2 separate regions of the Homo sapiens genome follow, and region 1 is linked to region 2. A link is a contact called in ENCODE Hi-C or POLR2A ChIA-PET data. All regions are on one chromosome and are shown on one strand. The core of a region is the stretch at or near the end of the contact, and the rest is flanking DNA. Distances in the headings are between cores, read along the strand shown. Region 1 overlaps GMDS (GDP-mannose 4,6-dehydratase). Region 2 overlaps GMDS (GDP-mannose 4,6-dehydratase).

The links. Hi-C counts contacts between places; a loop is a spot of excess contacts on that map. ChIA-PET counts read pairs that join two places held with the same protein, here RNA polymerase II (POLR2A). Pooled maps may share reads with other maps.
Region 1: a map with no recorded cell type shows a loop between it and region 2 (1.9-fold over the local background). The contact joins two enhancer-like sites. A Hi-C loop is called at or near these places in 2 of 37 single-sample maps with no recorded cell type and 2 of 50 pooled maps. POLR2A ChIA-PET finds 5 or more read pairs at or near these places in 2 of 52 experiments (CD4-positive, alpha-beta T cell and H1).

Annotation. Positions count from the first base shown.
Region 1 is chr6:1,951,640-1,954,339 of GRCh38, reverse strand. All of the region lies in intron 6 of GMDS (GDP-mannose 4,6-dehydratase), which reads left to right. Among named protein-coding and RNA genes, the nearest start is that of GMDS, 290 kb to the left of the region's middle. RefSeq lists an enhancer at 726-1,925. Within about 2 kb of position 1,444, at least 3 of the 41 ENCODE cell types and tissues checked have a DNase peak (open chromatin) inside an H3K27ac peak, as active enhancers do.
Region 2 is chr6:1,796,665-1,799,463 of GRCh38, reverse strand. All of the region lies in intron 7 of GMDS (GDP-mannose 4,6-dehydratase), which reads left to right. Among named protein-coding and RNA genes, the nearest start is that of FOXC1, 190 kb to the right of the region's middle. RefSeq lists an enhancer at 2,080-2,259. Within about 2 kb of position 1,528, at least 4 of the 41 ENCODE cell types and tissues checked have a DNase peak (open chromatin) inside an H3K27ac peak, as active enhancers do.

The DNA of each region.
Region 1 (2,700 bases), core at 195-2,694, 150 kb before region 2:
ATCAGTTAGCAGCCATCGACACTGAGGCAAGCCCTCTACCAGCAAAAGGCACAGATGGTCATTAACGGTTTTCAGTGATAAAGTAATTTTTAGTTAAGGTTGTACAGGGCTTTTAAAAACATACTATTATTACACACTTAATAAACTGCTTTTTCCTTTTGTATTGTTTCTTCAAACCTGAAATTGTGTATCTCCCTGGCTGTTCCATTACATATCTTTATTTTTATATTTACATACATACAGTATTCTTTTTGCCACAAATGTGGATATAATGATAGCTTTCTACTGGAAATACAGCTTCACATTATCTGTAATAGAGAATAGACTCTCTAGGGAAAAAGGTTTTGTTTATTATCTCAAACTGTTTAATATCTATGAGGAAATAGACATGTACAAAAATTTTCTTGCCTTATTACATTTCTTTGAAAAACTAAACAATCAGACTTGTCATAAAGATATTAATTATTATATAAGTTGTGAACTATGGGGAAAATATTGAGAGGTTTTTTTAATTATTTAAAAATAGTTCATAAATAAGTATATTAGTTTCTTTTCAAATATGTTATTTACCAGTAATAAAATCTACTCTTAAAGATTATGCTATAAATTGGAACATGGGAAGCAAGCCTATTTAGTAAAGCTAACAATATTTCTAGTTTTGACTGTTTATTACATTAGGAGGTAAATAAGAAGAATAACTACTGTTCATCACATATGTAATGTAACCAGTTGGGGCTAATTATGTCTTAATTCTTAACATTGGCAGAGTACTTTGGCATGCCATAAATACAAATATGGTGACCTTTACAAAACTATAAATAACACTAATATGAGTGTATTCTAAATTAAGAAAAAACATTTTGCATGATAATTAAGAGGGAACAAAAAATACATTCTACCTTCTACTTTTGGAAGGTTAAAAAATTTAATGATTAGATTATCCCTGATTTCCTAATTTTGATGACAGTAGCTATTGTGAATAAAGGGTGAAACACACATAATATTCAGCATTCTTTTTTTTTAAATGTGATTTTTCAGTTTTCAGTATGAGTGTAGAATTAGCCGCTTTGATTTCCTACACTAAGAACAGCAGCCTCGGTTTCTGTGAGACTTCCTAGGGTCCACGTCCTGGAGGAGAAAGCCCTGACCCAGGGGTGTGACGGAGAAAGTTGTTCTGTGCTGCCGGCTGTTGGCAGGCCTGCCTCTCATACCCAGCAGCCCTTTGCTTTCCGCAGGAGATCAGTTGAAGATTTCCGTCTTTCGATGAGGATATTTTTCTTATGTTGACTCATTTTAGTCTTTCGATCATTAGGAAAGTTTGGGCAATGTAGTAACCTCTACTTCCAGGACTGACTGAGGAGGTGATGTTTGGTTACATGAGCCTACCTCGTGGGCCGTTGGTTACCAGCCGTGAGTCACTCATAGGGATTGGCTTCATCCCTGGATACCTTTAGCCTGAGTAAGAAATCACGTTCCCTGTTGACAGCGTATTTCTTCCATTCTCCTCCCACTCTTTCTTCTCTCAGTGTTTAAGAATGGGACATTTACTCAGTCTGGGTAAAGCATTCTCTCTCCCTGTGGATCTTCTTTTCTCTTCCTTTCCATATTTGCCTAACGCCTAACTGAGCCTCTCTTCTACTTGCCATATGTAACTTTGCTCCTCTGTCTCTGACCATGGGGCCTTGCAACAGATCCATCACTACCTTCTTCCCCCAGGAGCGCTTCCGTTGCTAAACTGTCTGTTCAGAATTTCATGAGATCCTAGTAAATACTTCCAGAAAGCTGGTTTATTTTGTATTTCATTCTGAGTCACGAAGAACTTTTTTTAATCATCTCCCAGCTGAGGAATCAGAGGGGTTTGGCTATCATCATCATCATCATCCTTACTGTGAAAAATGCACGCTCATTAGCTCTTCGTGTTGCGTTTGACATAGTGATTTAATACTCCACAGGTACTTTCAGAGACATTTTGACTAACTTGTTTAACTTACAAATTTTTTATCTGTATGTGGAAATGAAATTCATGTGTACTTCTATTTTTCTCTATTTTTTAATTTTAAAAATGTGTATTAAGCCATTAGATACTATTTTTTCCTTGAAAGAGCTTCTAGGGAGCAGCCAGTTAACATCCACCTGTAGGTATTCTCCCAAAATACCCTCAGAATTTGTGAAATAGGAATTTAAAGCTTCTTTCATCTCCCTTTTTTCAGCAATGAGGAAACAGAAGCAGCATGAGATTGAGTTGTCCAAGGTCGTGAAGCCAATAAATGCTAACACGGAGACCAGAAATAATCCTAGGAGAAGTCATGTAAATATTGTACATATTTGTGGAAATAACATATATACGAATTTTAGAGTTGAACTTGAGCAAAGAAACCCCTGTGACACTGAGTGGGCCACCTCAGCTTGGCAGTGAAGCAAGTGGACAAGTTGGAAACGGAATGTCTCAGCTGCTCTTATCTTTGTAAAAGACCATTAGTTTGCTTAAAGGCAATATTCCTTTAAGATGTTTGACAGAAATAATTACAATAAACATAGTTTTATAATATTAGAATATAAATGTGATATGAAATAAATAACTTCTCTTGCCTGTTATCAAGAAGTTGGTAATAGGAAGAACTAATATAAAAGACATTAAAAATCAGGCCGGGCATGGTGGTCATGCTTGTAATTCCAGCACTTTGGGAGGCTAAGACAGGA
Region 2 (2,799 bases), core at 279-2,778:
AATTATTCCCATCAGAGGTATCACAACTTGAAAAAGAAAACTAGACCAAAGGCAGGTGGCTGGGAGTCAAAAGGCACCGTGTTGCCAAGGCTTGAGCTTTCTTAGATATATGCCATCCACTCCAGCATATCATCGTTAGAGATTAAATCCATAATAAATTGGATGTTTTAAAGAGACTGTTTTTTATTATCTGAACATTGAGGGGAAAAGAAGGAGGGAGCGGGGGACTCTTTGCCAGCGGGAAGCACAGAACTAGCTGCCTCCCCTCACCACCCGCACCCTCCACCCTCGTCACGGCCAGTTCTCCACTCTTACTCCACCTCCAGCCCAGATCCCTGGCTCCAGTCCCTTCCCTCGCTAATCTTTGACCTACACGATATCCTAGGGATCGGTAGGAGTAAAGGTTTGAAAGTTCCTATTTGAAAACAAGTCTTAGTGATCAAAATGCCTCTTTGCTGGCTGGTGAAGTATGGACCAGGCCCAGAACACCCTATGTTTGACAGAAGTAAGTTGGGGGATTTTTAAGTTATTTGTGTTCCAGTACTTTCCATAAGGAAGAAGTATGTTTTGAAGCAAGCAAGATACAGGTTTGTGTTGCCACCAGTGTGTCATAGCCTGCAGTTCACACACCCGGTGTAGGTGTCAACAAAGCTGTCTCGTATTCTCCAACAGTATGCGATGCCAAAACCAGAAAATGGGATCTGATTGCAAGGGAGGCACTGGCAAAACAGAACTTTACAGTGCTCGGTTCTGTTTGACATTTAGGGGACATTCGCTTGGAGGACTCCCAAACAAGTAATACGCCAAGAGAAGGGATGGCTTCTGCCTTCTCTTGGAGATTCAGCGGGTGGCTGGCTTTAGGCAGAATTACAGAGCCTTCTGATCCAAAGGAGCCTCACGCTTCTACCTCCACATGGGCCTCACTCACATTCCAGCTACGAGAAAGCCTGGATGCTCTTCCAGACCCACCCACACAAAAGGTTTGCACAAGACTCAGTGGTTCTACAGGTTCTGCTCTTATCTGAGAACTAAGTACAGAAACAGTTTCTTAATATTTCTTTAAAAATCTGGTTTCTTTTAAAATTATCCACTACAGTGACTTATATGAAAATCATACCACAGTGTGGAGTTGCATCTTGCAATGATAGCTTTTAAATTCTTAAAACTTTTAAGACAGGAGTGTGTGTGTGTGTGTGTGTGTGTGTGTGTGTGTGTGTGTGTGTGTGCTCTGTAATTAGAAGTAAATTTATACATCAAAATTTAAGCAAGGTTGTTCTTCAGAGTGCAGTCACAGTTAATGAAATTTCTAGAACTTTGGAATGAGTGCTTTTCTGAAGCTGGTACAAACTGAGATCGAAACCAAAACTGGAAAAATGTGAAAACTTTGTGTCCTTTGACTCCTTTGTTCAAGAATTGCAGGAAGATGTTTTCCAGGAGTACTTTTGAATATATAAAACCAGGAAATAACTATGTGACATTCCTAGCATTAGAACTGAAAAATGAGTCAGAGACAAAACTGAAACAAACAGAGACATCAAAGTGTCTGTTATCAAAGTGCAGATGCCTTGACTTGTTAGCAAACCTGTCCTGGTATATGCCAAGGCATGGGATCTGGTAATTATAGAGGACACTCCAAGCTGTGCCCATTGGGGTCCACAAATGCACACCTTCCCTTGTATTTATGTGAATGGTGTCCCTTGGAACATAATTTCTGAGCTTCCTGGGTTCAGATACCGGCTCTGCCACACATCCTAGCTGTGAAATGCTGGCCAAGTCTATTAAGTTCTTTCTGCCTCAGTTTCTCTCTATGTAAAATGAAGATAATATTCATACTTACCTCATAGGATTCCAGTGGGAAATTAAACACATTAATGTGTGTAGCTTTGGACTGTGACTATTTTAAAATGTTAGTAACTCTGATGATGATGATAGTACTGACATATACTTGCCACTGTGCTTTTCATTGTACAAATCAAAACATCACAAAACACTTACTTGAGAGGAGCTTTCAGTTTCATAGAAAGTCAGCATAGGTGGACACAAGTCTATTAAAATATTTATGACCTAAGCTCAAGAAGGAAGTGAGAGAGTTCTTTTTACCTTTTTAACATGTGGAGTTTACCAGATACACCTGTGCTTATAGCAGGCCAGCTATAACATTTAAATGACAATTTTTCCACTGACTGGGGGGTGGGGACGCTTTCATGACAAAACTGTTTCACCTCAGATCATCAAGCATTAGAGTTTCATAAGGAGTGTGCCACCTGGATCCCTCGCACGTGCAGTTCACAGTAGGGTTCACGCTCCTGTGAGAATCTGATGCCTTGGCTAATCTGTCAGGAGGCAGAGCTCAGGCAGTAATGCTCGCTTGCAGGCTGCTCACCTCCTGCTTTGCGGCCCAGTTCCTAACAGGCCATATACTGGTACTGGTCCCTGGCCTGGGGTTTAGGGATCCCTGCTTGAGCACACAGCAGTCATGATCTAAGGATCATTTGTTGGGCATATAGTAACACCATTCTTCCTACATTTTTGAGCCATTTGAATAAACATTCCTCACTGAATCAGATCACTTTTTTACTGACTTACTGTAAGGGAATGGGTAAAGCATCTGATGAGCGTATCAAACATCACTACAGTTTGAAGGAGCTACATCTTTCCTAAGTGCAGAGGAAGGAAGAAGCTTGTTCTCTGCTTCCTCAAGTTTTTCGCTACTAAAACAAAGTGAGCATTTGAATGGAAAACACAGCAAATTAATATTTTATGATTGTTATTTTTAACTGAAGCGAGAGGGTCAGTGAA